Linked DNA regions of Homo sapiens: all the other regions are linked to region 4. Evidence: chromatin contacts called from ENCODE Hi-C or POLR2A ChIA-PET data. All regions are on one chromosome and are shown on one strand. Each heading gives the region's core, a stretch centred on a gene start or an enhancer-like site at or near the end of the contact. The rest is flanking DNA. Distances are from core to core; before and after follow the strand shown.

Region 1 (2,832 bases), core at 159-2,658, 1.1 Mb before region 4:
GTGTGAGCCAGGGGGAGATGAGGAGCTGAAGTCAGAGAGCTGACAGGGGCCTTGGGTGCCAAGGTGAGGACTTTGCTTTTACCTGGAGTGAGGTACAGCTGGGGCAGGGCTCTGAGCCAGGAGGGTAGTTAACTGACTCAGGTGGTCCCAGGCTCTCTCTGGCTGCAGGTGAGAACAGACAGTAGGGGCAGGGATGGGAGCAGGGAGATCAGGCAGGAGAGGATGGAGGCTGGGCCAGGGCGTGGGCAGCGGAGGAAGAAGAGTTTAGAATGGAGCGATTGATTTTATACGTGGAGCCCACAGTTTGTGACGGATTGGATGTGGTGTGAAGGAAAAGAGAGGGTCAGAAAAGACTCTGAAGTTCTGGGCCTGCCATTCATCAAAATGGAGAAGTCAGGTGGGCTTCTTTTGCAGGAGGAGGGGAAGGGTTGATGGAGAGGGTTGGGAAGGGAGTTTTTTCAAAAGAGGCGGGGACAGCGTACCCTGGAGAGCGCTGGGGAGCCACAGCCCCGGAGCTGTGAGGTGGGACTCGCATTTCTGTGTGGTTGGGCCAGGAGTCCAGGACACCACCTGACTCTGACCTCTTGCAGACGGGGCGGGGGAGGGGGGACGCAGGTTATGGCGTCAGAGCAGGATCGAATCCAACTCTGCCGCCTACCTACCAGGTGACCCCAACAAGTCACTTCCCATCTTAGAGGCCGGGCTTCTCCTTCCGTAAAAGGACTGATTTTGCCCGTTCCTGCGCTGTCCCCGGGAAAAGCCCTTACCACCGAGTTAGTGGGACTCCCAGCACTGGGGTGATGAGCGCAAGGTCTCAGCACAGATAAGAGCCAGGGAGGCTGGATTCTGACTTGGTACTTGGCCTGGCTGACCAAAACTGGGAAGTCCCTAGAAACGGAGGCACCGGACCTCCTGGGACCAGGAACCCGGGCTCAGAGACTGGGAGAGGGAAGGAGGAGGCGGCCAACCGGCCCCACCCCTTCCCGCCAGCTTCAGGCCCCCTCCCCCATACATACACCTCGGTTTCCCAGCATCTCCAGTCCTCCCCCACCTTCGCCCCGGCTCTCAGGTTCCTCCCTGGGAGGTCCAGGAGCTTCTGGCCAGGGGCATAGTAGTTGCTAGGGACCCTTTTCTAGGTACTAGGGGAGGGGGCTCCCCAACCTGCGGGCAGGCAGCTGCCTCCACGATGTTTGGTTTTAATAAAGTCTCTTTGTTTCCTTCTCTGTCTCTCTGCCCCTCTGCTTTCCCTTCTCTGTCCAGTCCCTCTCTCCCCGGCTTCTCCCTCCTTCTAGGCCTCTGCGGCCCCTCCCCGCCTTCCCTCCCGGGCTGGGGGCGGCGCCGTGACGCGGCGGGGCGGGGGAAGGAAGGGGGTGTCGCTGACGCCGCGGCGGCCTCCGGCGGCTCCGGCCTTTTGTGCGGGCGGTTGGGTCGGGTGGGGGCGGCGGCCGCGGAAGGCCAGGCCGGTGCCCTGCGGGGACGCCCAGCGCAGCCCAGCCCCGCGCAGCCCAGCCCTGCCCTGCCCTGCCCTGCCCTGCGCCCGGGGCGCGCCCACCGCGCCGCATCCATGTTCGAGTAAGGACCGGGCGACTAGAGCTCAGGGACCGGGCGCGCGGGGGAGGCCACCGGAGGGAGGGGGCGCCGCGGGCTTGGGGAGGGGGCGGAGCGGCCGCTGCAGAGGTCGGGGGCCTCTGCACATGGCTCTGGCCGGGGCGATCGGGGTGGGGGCGGGGCAGGGGGCCCCCGGGCGAGGGGTGCAGCTGGGGAGTGGGGCGCGGACGCAGGGCAGGGCCCGGGGTCTGGGTCGCCACTGCCGGCCCGCGACGCACTGGGTTGCGGGGTTTGGCTGGGGGCCCGCGGGTTCATCTGGCGGGGAGGGCCCTCAGGCCTGGCAACCCCCTGCCTGGTAAGCCAGGGGTGAGCGCGAGGCCGAACTGGGGCTCCGGCCTGGGATGGAGACAGGATCGGGACCAGCCCAGGCCCACAGGCCGCGGAGCCCTGGGCGCGCCGGGAGTAGGCAGCCCCCTCCTGCCTGGGCCCCCTCCCACCGTCCTTGGCTGTTGCGGGTCTCGGGGCTGCCGGGGGTGGGGGCTTCCTGCGTCTCTCCAGGACCGCGTGCTTGAGGTCATGGAGGGCGGGGGGTCCTGTGTGCTCGGAATTGACTTCTTACTCCCCTTCCGGTCCAGGTGGGCGCATGTGCTTCCGACTGTGAATTGTCTTGCAAGTGTGTGTACGTGTGTCTGGGGCTGCTAGCCTGCAGCAGCTTTGGGCCTCTGATAGAGTTCCTGCGTGTAACTTAACCACTAATTCTGACCGCGGCTCTGTGTGTCACTGTAAGTTACCTGTGTGTGTCTGGGGCTCCAAATCTGTGGCTGTGAGCAGCTGGTTGTGTGCGTGTTGTGTCTCATTCCATCTGTAGCTCCCTGTGCAAATATAAATTACCCCTGTGTGTCTGAGTGTGACGTTGGAGTGTTTGTACATGTGTCTGGAGTTACCGTGTGTAGCAGCTCTGATCCTTCTTGGGCTGTGTGTGTTTTACCATTAATTCTATCTGTAGCTCCAAGCGTTGCTGTAAGTTACCAGTGTGCGTCCCATTGTGACTTAGTGGTGTGTGTACAAGTGTGCCTGGGGCTCTGGGTTCTACCATGACCCTCTGTGCCTGCATATGCCTGTAATTTAGCTCTGAAACGCTCTTCTTTTTTTTTTTTTCTTTTGAAATAGAGTCTGGCTCTGTCGCCCAGGCTAGAGTGCAGTGGCACGATCTCGGCCCACTGCAACCTCCTCCTGCTGGGTTCAAGCAATTCTCCTGCCTCAGCCTCCTGAGTAGCTGGGATT
Region 2 (2,925 bases), core at 19-2,518, 1.8 Mb after region 4:
TTCTCCCTTTGCAGATGAGGTAACTAAATTTGAATAACTTGTTCAAGGTCAGGCAGCTAAAAAAAGGTGGTGGCATGATTTTTTTTTTTTTAGATTCAGAGGGTACATGTGAAGGTTTGTTACATGAGTATATTGTGTGATGCTGAGGTTTGGGGTACAGATCCTGTCACTCAAATAGTGAACAGAGTACCCAATAGGTAGATTTTCTTTTCCTTTTTTTTTTTTTTTTGAGATGGAGTCTCGCTCTGTCACCCAGGGTGGAGTGTAGTGGCGCAATTTCAGCTCAGTGCAACCTCCGCCTCCCGGGTTTAAGCAATTCTCCCTACCTCAGCCTCCCGAGTAGCTGGGATTACAGGTGCCTCCACCAACCATGCCCGGCTAAACTTTTTTGTATTTTTTAGTAGAGATTGGATTTTGCCTTGTTGGACAGGCTGGTCTTGAACTCCTGACCTCAGGTGATCCACCCACCTTGGTCTCCCAAAGTGCTGGGATTACAGGCGTGAGCCACTGCGCCTAGCCCCCAGTAGGTAGATTTTCAACCCTTGCCCCATTCCTTCTTGGTTTTTGGAATTCTCAGTGTCTGTTGTTCGTGTGTGTGTGTGTGTGTGTGTGTGTGTGTGTGTGTGTGTACGTACCCAATGTTTAGCTCCCACTTAGAAGTAAGAACATGGGGTGTGTGTGTATATGCAATGTTTAGCTCCCACTTAGAATAAGAACATGGGGTGTGTGTGTGTGTGTGTGTGTGTGTGTGTGTGTGTGTATGCAATGTTTAGCTCTCACTTGTAAGAACATGGGGTGTGTGTGTGTGTGTGTGTACGTGTACGCAATGTTTAGCATCCCACTTAGAAGTAAGAACATTGGATATTTGGTTTTCTGTTTGTGCATTCATTCACTTAGGATAATGGCCTCCAGCTACATCCATGTTGCTGCAATAGACATGATTTCATTCTTGTTTAATGGCTGTGTAGTATTCCATGGTATATATGTACCACATTATCTTTGTCCAGTCCGCTGTTGATGGGCATCCGGGTTGATTCCCTGGCTTTGTGGGTTGATTCACATGCTATCGTGAAGAGTGCTGCGATGAACGTAGGAGTGCAGGTGTCGTTTGGTAGAATGGTTCCTTTTCCTTTGGGTAGATACCCAGAAATGGGATTGCTGGGTCGAACGGTAATTCTATTTTTAGTTCTTTGAGGAATCTTCAAACTGCTTTCCCCAGTGGCTGAGCTAATTTACATTCCCACCAACAGTGTATCAGCATGGTGACGTGATTTGGATTCAGGCAGTCTGACTCCAGAGCTGTATCTTAACTCTAAAGCTCTGTGTGCTACTGCAGTGGTTTTCAAACCCGAGCAAGACCAGGTGTGGTGGCTCACATCTGTAATCCCAGCACTCTGGGAGGCCGAGGCAGGTGGATCATTTGAGGCCAGGAGTTCGAGGCCAGCCTGGGCAACATGGTAAAACCCCATCTCTACTAAAAATGCAAAAATTAGCCGGGTGTGGTGGCACATACCTGTGGTCCCAGCTATTCGAGAGGCTGAGGCAGGAGAATTGCTTGAACCTGGGAGGCTCTGAGAGGTTGCAGTGAGCCAAGATCATGCCACTGCACTCCAGCCTGCGCAACAGAATGAGTGAGACTCCGTCTCAAAAAAAACAAAAAACCCTAGCAAGGATCAGAATCCCCAGAGGGCTAGGTAAAACACAGATTGCTGGGCCCCATCTGATTCTGTAAGTTCCTGATTCTGTAAGTCTAGCTTGAGAATTTGCATTTTGTGGTGACACTGGTGCCCCTGGTCCAGGAAGCACGTTTTGAGAACCATGAGCTACTGTAATAGGAAGCCCAAATGAAATTGGCCTGAAATAACGAGATTTATGATCTCATATAACAAAGAAGCCTGTAGGTAGGCAGCACAGCAGCACAGGAGTTGACTAAGCAGTTCCACAATGCCTGCAGGGACCCCATCCCTCTCCTTCAAGCCACTCTGCCATCCATGGTGTGTCTCCTGTGTCCCTAGGCTCCCTGCATGGCCACAAGATGACTGCCAAGGCTCCAGTTGGCACACACTGACAGTGCCACATCCAGCAGCAGAAAGAGGGCATCTCTCACTTGCTGTGTATCTCTTTAAGAGTGAGGAAACCTTTCATTGATTCCCTGCCTCCCAGATTTCCCTCATATCTCATTGGCCAGCATGGTGATATGTGACCCTGCCCAGAGAAACCAGCCAAGGGCCAATTAGGATTGACCCTCTGGGGCTGGGGCTGGGGCTGGGGCTGGAGCCGGGGCCAGCCTTACCTGAAGTAGGTAGCACAGGGAGGAGAGTGGCTACAGGAATGAAATCAGAGTACCATTTAGGAAAGGACTGGGAAAGGGGGAGGGATATTGGGTAGGCAGACAATTGGTTTTGCTGCAGAAATAAGTGGAACACAGGGAAAGCATAATGCCCATGCATTTTTGTCATCGTGCTTACCAGCTTTGTTTTGTAATTACCTGAATCAGGACTTAGCTTTTTGTTCTCTAATCATGCCCACCTTTGAAACTGTGCACAAAGTCCCAGTACCACAAGAACTCTGAATCTTGTTGGAATACCAAGTATTCTGTCTGGCAATTCAGGGAAACTTGAGTTGGGTGATGAGGCAGCAGTCTGAAGGTTAGAGTGCGAGGTCTTTGAGAGCACTCACTCACTCTGCCCAGAAACACCTGGGTCTCACCCATCTCTCTGCTCCTGACTCCCTCCCCCCTCCTCCTACCCTTCCTTGCAAAGGCTGTTTCCCCCTCTGAGGGCTGTTCTTGGATGAAAGGAGAGGATGCCAGTCAAGTGCTTACCCCCAGGGGCCAGCGCATGGTAAGTACTTAAGAACGTGGCCTCTGCTATTAACATATTAAATGTGACTTTTTATGTATGTATGTCTGTATCTATGTATGTA
Region 3 (3,161 bases), core at 360-2,859, 1.2 Mb after region 4:
GATATCACTCTTTTGAAATCCAACAAGCATCTGCGACTTAACATGATACCTCACCACCCACCCCATCCTAGATAACTGCCACATACTCATTTTCCCCTATCTTAGTAAATAACACTACCATTTTTCCAGGGGCTCAAGACATTTAGGCATTATATTGAACTTCTCTCTTTCCCTATATTCACAACCAAGCATCAGCAACTTCTGTTAGTTCTACACTCAAACTGTATCCCAATCTGACAATTTCTCATTGCCTCTTCCAGTGATGACCCTAATTCAAACCACCATCATCATAAGACCATTGGTCTCCAAAATAGTTTATACATAAATGAGCCTGTCATTGACATGTAGAGACCTGGGTCAACAGTACAGATGGAGGTCCCCAGCCAGTCCCCTTCTGTTCCCACTGCCATCCTTGTCCCACATCGTAAGAGGTCTTCTATTCCCACATGTGGACACTCCAGCTTGCATATCTAAGCTCTGTCTAGCCTTACCAAATTGCTCTCATTTGGCCACATTTTGTGGATAGGCAGCACATTCCACCTTTGGAAGACAGATCAAGGGAAGGGTCTTTGGACACAGAGGAGATACAGGCTCTGGAAGCAGGCTGGAGTCCATTTGAACAGGAAATCCTGGGGATTTGGATACCCAGAGCATGGTCTGAAAGAAGGTTGTGAGATCTTTGCAGGCATGTTTCTGCCTATGGACTTTCACCAGGAAGGAAACTGCTTGACTAGAGGAGGGCCAAAGTGTGGCCTTTTGTATGTTTAATAATATTAAAATGTTAAATATATTATTTTGACCAATTGAGAAATAATAATAATAATAAAATAGGCCGGGTGCGATGGCTCATGCCTGTAACCCCAGCACTTGGGGAGGCCGAGGCAGGTGGATCACAAGTTCAGGAGATGAAGACCATCCTGGCCAACATGGTGAAACCCCATCCCTACTAAAAATACAAAAATTAGCTGGGCGTGGTGGCAGGTGCCTGTAATCCCAGCTCCTCAGGAGGCTGAGGCAAGAGAATCGCTTGAACCCGGGAGGCGGAGGTTGCAGTGAGCGCCGAGATTGCCTCAATAAAAGATACCACAGACCCCGCCCATGGCAGGAGATGGGGGTGAAGGAACAGTAAGACCAGGAGACAGTCAGATACACATCGGATCAGTGGTATCCTCACAGTAACAGAAACGGTCACCCCCAATGTCAGCCACAGTCTCTTTCATCCACAATCACTTTCACATTCAGCTACCCACAATCACGGGACGTGATTTAAAATACAGAAGCTCCCTGCACTGACAAAATCCGCCGCTCCTTTCGTCGGCAAGCATAAAGGTGTGCAGCAACAGTCACACACGAACCACCACACCCAAGCATTCAACCAGTCAGCCCCGCGCGCAGCCTGGCCGCTTTCCCCAACACAGCAGCTCAAGGTCACTGGAGAGCCTACGACCGCACACAGCCCTCTCCGGTACCTGCCCCCGTGGCGCAGGCGCGCAGTGGAGGGGGCCGCGGGGTTCTCTGGGAGATGTAGTTCAACGATGACGGCCGTGGCGCAAAGCGTTCTGGGGCTCGTGGTTCGCGGGGTCCATGGGGAACGCGGTGTCGCTGGTTCAGATCTCGCAGAGCTCAGAGTCCTGCATGCCTCAGTCCTCGCCTCGCTCCTCCTCGCGGAGGATTCTGGGAGGTGACGTCGCGGGTCTCGGTCGCGGGGCCCGTTTGCAGAGCCCGCGGCGCCGGGAGGTGAGTGGGGCCGGGCCCCGGGCGGGAGCGGGAAGTCAAGGGCGGGCTCCGGGTGGCCCGGCCGCGCCAGGGATGGGAACCCGGCAGGAGTCGCTGGGGAGGCCGTGTGTGTTTCACTGTATTACCAACTATGTGACAGGCTGCGGGTGTGACAGAATGTGATCTTGTGTCACTGTGTGTGTGTGTTTGTGCGCGTGCGCCCGCTTGTGTGTGACTGTAACCATCTGTGTCTGGGGGTGAAACTGTGAATATGTGTGTTTGTGTGTGACTGTCTCTGCAGGTGTAGCTGTGTATGTGTTTATGAGAGACTGGGGTGTGACATTGTGTGTTTGTGTAAATGCATGTGTGTGGTTATGTGACCACCTGTTTCTGCGGATACAATTGCGTTTGAATGTGTGTGACAGCAAGTGTGATTGTGCGACTATGACCATCTGTCTCCGCAGGTATAGTTTTGTATCAGTAATTGTGACAAGATGTGTGACTTCTGTGGTATGCTACTTTGTGTGTGATTGTGTGTGATTGTTTATCTCTGTTGGTGTAGTTGTATGTTACCATCTATCTTTGTGCTTATGTGGCTGTGTATTGTGTGAGATTATGGGTGTGTTTGTGTGACTCTATACATTTGTGATTGGGTGAGAATTTGTGTGTATATATGAGATTGTGGGATTGATGTATGAAGCACAGAAATATTAGAATTACCCAAGTTCACACAGTTAACAAGTGACAGCACCAGAACTCAAACCCAAGCAGTTTAGCTCTAGAGGTCTCGCTTTTTTTTTTTTTTTTCTCTTGAGATGGAGTCTCACTCTATTGCCCAGGCTGGAGTGCAATGATGCGATCTCGGCTCACTGCAACCTCCGCCTCCCAGGTTCAAGTGATTCTCCTGCCTCAGCCTCCCAAGTAGCTGGGATTACAGGCGCGCACCACCACGCCCAGCTAGTTTTTGTATTTTTAGTAGAGACGAGGTTTCACCATGTTTGGCCAGGCTGGTCTCCAACTCCTGACCTCATGATCCGCCCACCAGAGCCTCCCACAGTGCTGGGATTACAGGCGTGAGGCGCTGCGCCCTGCTGCAGTTTTTATGGACAATTTCAAGCTGCACTACACTAAGGAAATAACTGCTAGGGACTGAGTTGCCTAGTGCAAAGTAGTCCAGAATTAGGGGGTGAAATTAGGGGGTGATGTATACTGAATTCTAGGTCAACCACAGTTGTCCCTTTCTTTTCTTTTCTTTTCTTTTCTTTTTTTTTTTTTTTTTTTTTTTGAGACAGAGTCTTGCTCTGTCCTGTAGGCTAGAGTGCAGTGGTGCAATCTCGGCTCACAGCACCCTCTACCTCCTGGGTTCAATCAAGCCTCCCACCTCAGCCTCCCAAGTAGCTGGGACTACAGACACATGCCACCACGCCCAACTAATTCTTGTACTT
Region 4 (2,962 bases), core at 384-2,883:
CTAGGCGCATGCCACCACATTCAGCTAATTTCTGTATTATTTGTAGAGACAAGGTCTCACTATATTGCCCAGGCTGGAGTCAAACTCCTGGGCTCAAGAGATCCTCCTGCCTCAGCCTCCCAAAATGCAGGGAATACAGGCATGAACCACTTCACCCAGCCACCACTTAAGTTTTTTTTTTAATAATCAGTATTGCTGCAGATATCATTTAATTTTGATAGGGGGCCTAGTGGTATGGAGCAACCCATGTTCCCATTTTACAGATGAGAAAATCGCTGCTCAGGAATATCAAGCCACTCTTTTGGGGTTGTGCAGTTATTACAGGGCACAGCCAGGATTCAACTCAAGCCTAGCCAGCCTGCAGGGTAGGGGATAAGAGCCAGCCAGCCTGCCTGGGGGCCAGATTTAGCTCCCCCCGATGAGTCCTGAAAAAGTACTGGACTCCCGTGGCTCATGCCTGTAATCCTAGCACTTTGGCAGGCCGAGGCAGGTGGATCACCTAAGATCAGGAGTTTGAGACCAGCCTGGCCAACATGGTGAAACCCCGTCTCTACTAAAAATACAAAAATTAGCTGGGTGTGGTGGTGCATGCCTGTAATCCCAGCTACTCGGGAGGCTGAGGCAGGAGAATCGCTTGAACCTGGGAGGCAGAGACTGCAGTGAGCTGAGATGGCGCCACTGCACCCCAGCCTGGGCAACAGAGCAAGACGCTGTCTCAAAACAAAAAAAAAAAAAAAGAAAAGAAAAGAAAAGAAACCAGGCTATGTAAAAATATTATTGTAAAAAATTAAATTAAATCAAAAAAAGGCCGGTAGCCCATACCTGTAATCCCAGTACCTCACAGTACTTTGGGAGGCTGAGGCAGGAGGACGGCTTGAGGCCCGGAGTTCAAGAGCAGCCTGGGCAACATAGCGAGACCTCCGTCTCTATTATGTAAAAACAATAATATTTTTTAAGTAAATAAAGAAACCAGGCCGTGGCCAAAGGAATCTTCCTGTGTCTGGGGCCTTCTTTAGAGGCTAGCATACTGAGGACACTCTTTGGGCCAGTCCAGGAAGGAATGATTCTGGTGGCCCCTGACTGGGGCGGGGGCGTGGTAAGGTTCGCCTGGGAGGCGGCGCAGGCGCTGCCTGCGGTTTGACTGCCATCCGGGCTGCTGCAGGCACTGGGAAAGGCAATCCAGCCTCAATCCTCGCCACAGACACGGGCGACTGTCCCCCAGCGTGTGAGTCAAACCATACTCCAGGCCTCCAGGAGGTGTTTGTCGCGACAACACCTGCAGAGGGCCCGTGCGGAGTCCCTTAGTGAGCGGACCGAAAACCGCCACCCTGGAAGGATATTGGCATGCCCTAGGGTGAAAATTCACACTACGACACTCGGGGGGTGGGTCCCCTCCGAGTTCTCGTCCGCGGGTGCCTCCACCCAGACCTGAGGGGTGTCGGGAAGACCCCCGCCTACCGAGTCAGGGCGGGATTAAGACCTCCGGCGCTGGAAACGCGTAGGGCGGGGCCCAGACCTGGATCCAGCTAGCCGGGCGGTGTGGGGTGCGCATGCGCAATGTCCGCTTCGGCTCTAGGACCGCGCGGGCGACAGCAGGGCCGCGGTGCAGTGTCCGACCCGAGAGTTGCGGCCTGAGTCACCGGCCCCGCCCTCCGGAGCCGGACGCTGCGGGAGGCCCGGGAGCGGCAGTGGAACCGACTCCCAGAACTCCGGACGTGTGCGGCGGTAAGCGCCCGGCCCGTACCCCCTCCGCACCCCGCAACTCCGACTTTGGCGGCCCCCAGACCCGGCGAAACCGTGAAGTCTCGGCCTCAGGAGCCCCCCAGATCCATGGTCTCAGATTCGAACCCTCAGACCTGTTCGATCTCCTTTTATGCCGTCCCGGGGACCCTTCTCCACCCTCTGTCTCATGATCCAAAATACAGGCCCATAGGTTTCAGAGATACCCTGTGAATTCTTCCTTGGGGTGTCCTGAACCGCGATCGTAGATCTGTGCCCCCAGTTCCAGCGGGGAACCCCATTGTCCGGGAACCCAGAGCTCACAGCCACGATCTTAGACCCGAGCCCACAGAGCCAGAGGTGACACTGGAATCCTGCCGCTGGGAATACCTAAATTCTCAAGCCCACATTTGGGATTTCCTAAACCCCGCCCTGGGGCCCTTTAGGCCGTGGATGTTTGCTCCGCGCCCATGACCTGCCAAGGACCTCTACATTCAGGCTGGGCTCTGGATCTCACATTCTAGCGCCCAGACATGTCGGGAACGCCTTACGCCAACTTGGGGTCCCCACCAAGAGAACCCCCACCAGATCTGCACCCTCCCCTTCACGCGTGCACCCAGTCCAGGCTCCCTCAAGCCCCACGGGTGCCTTTTAGACCTGAGGAGGTTGCAAACCTGATCCCCCATACCTGCCCCACCCATCCGCGGACAACCCGCCCTCGCAAACTCAGACCCCCACCCGGAGGCTTCAGATTCCTCCCAGGTCCAGCTGCCGGAAATGCGTGTTTGAAGGGAGGGTGTGGGCTCAGGGGCGAAGCACCCACTGGTCCCCTTTTTTCCCCCCAGCAGTGAGTCGCAGCCATGTTCCTGGTTAACTCGTTCTTGAAGGGCGGCGGCGGCGGCGGCGGGGGAGGCGGGGGCCTGGGTGGGGGCCTGGGAAATGTGCTTGGAGGCCTGATCAGCGGGGCCGGGGGCGGCGGCGGCGGCGGCGGCGGCGGCGGCGGTGGTGGAGGCGGCGGTGGCGGTGGAACGGCCATGCGCATCCTAGGCGGAGTCATCAGCGCCATCAGGTAAGGCGGAGACTATCAGAGGGGCGGGGCCTGGGAATGGGAGGAGCCTCAGTGAGGCGTGGTCTGGGAGGGGCGTGGTCTAAAAATAGAATAGGATTAACCTGGAGGCTAACCTGGGTACATGAATTAGGCCGGGGAGGCCTGGTTTGAGAGTTCTGCTGTAAGGGGGTGGAC

Evidence for each region. A loop is a pair of places that touch in the nucleus more often than their neighbours do. ChIA-PET counts read pairs that join two places held with the same protein, here RNA polymerase II (POLR2A). Pooled maps may share reads with other maps.
Region 1: a pooled map shows a loop between it and region 4 (6-fold over the local background). The contact joins the promoter of GRAMD1A here to the promoter of CAPNS1 in region 4. A Hi-C loop is called at or near these places in 5 of 50 pooled maps. POLR2A ChIA-PET finds 5 or more read pairs at or near these places in 2 of 52 experiments (IMR-90 and Panc1).
Region 2: a loop to region 4 is called in a map of posterior vena cava, with 18 times the contacts of the local background. The contact joins the enhancer-like site here to the promoter of CAPNS1 in region 4. A Hi-C loop is called at or near these places in 1 of 168 maps with a recorded cell type or tissue (posterior vena cava). POLR2A ChIA-PET finds 5 or more read pairs at or near these places in 2 of 52 experiments (GM10248 and PC-3).
Region 3: a pooled map shows a loop between it and region 4 (7-fold over the local background). The contact joins the promoter of ZNF527 here to the promoter of CAPNS1 in region 4. A Hi-C loop is called at or near these places in 1 of 37 single-sample maps with no recorded cell type and 7 of 50 pooled maps. POLR2A ChIA-PET finds 5 or more read pairs at or near these places in 3 of 52 experiments (A549, B cell and HEK293T).

Annotation. Positions count from the first base shown.
Region 1 is chr19:34,998,915-35,001,746 of GRCh38, forward strand. It overlaps GRAMD1A (GRAM domain containing 1A), which reads left to right and starts at 1,409. Exons shown (of 20, transcript NM_020895.5): 1 at 1,409-1,572. The coding sequence starts at 1,565. RefSeq lists silencers at 1,244-1,623, 1,894-2,023.
Region 2 is chr19:37,926,933-37,929,857 of GRCh38, forward strand. All of the region lies in intron 1 of SIPA1L3 (signal induced proliferation associated 1 like 3), which reads left to right. Among named protein-coding and RNA genes, the nearest start is that of SIPA1L3, 21 kb to the left of the region's middle. Within about 2 kb of position 1,269, at least 5 of the 41 ENCODE cell types and tissues checked have a DNase peak (open chromatin) inside an H3K27ac peak, as active enhancers do.
Region 3 is chr19:37,369,490-37,372,650 of GRCh38, forward strand. It overlaps ZNF527 (zinc finger protein 527), which reads left to right and starts at 1,610. Exons shown (of 5, transcript NM_032453.2): 1 at 1,610-1,737. RefSeq lists enhancers at 980-1,119, 1,140-1,189, 1,360-1,669 and a silencer at 1,700-2,009.
Region 4 is chr19:36,138,433-36,141,394 of GRCh38, forward strand. It overlaps CAPNS1 (calpain small subunit 1), which reads left to right and starts at 1,634. Exons shown (of 11, transcript NM_001749.4): 1 at 1,634-1,725; 2 at 2,565-2,788. The coding sequence starts at 2,580. It overlaps LOC105372385 (a long non-coding RNA gene), which reads right to left and starts at 1,550. Exons shown (of 3, transcript XR_935954.3): 1 at 1,459-1,550. RefSeq lists enhancers at 1,901-1,950, 2,041-2,100.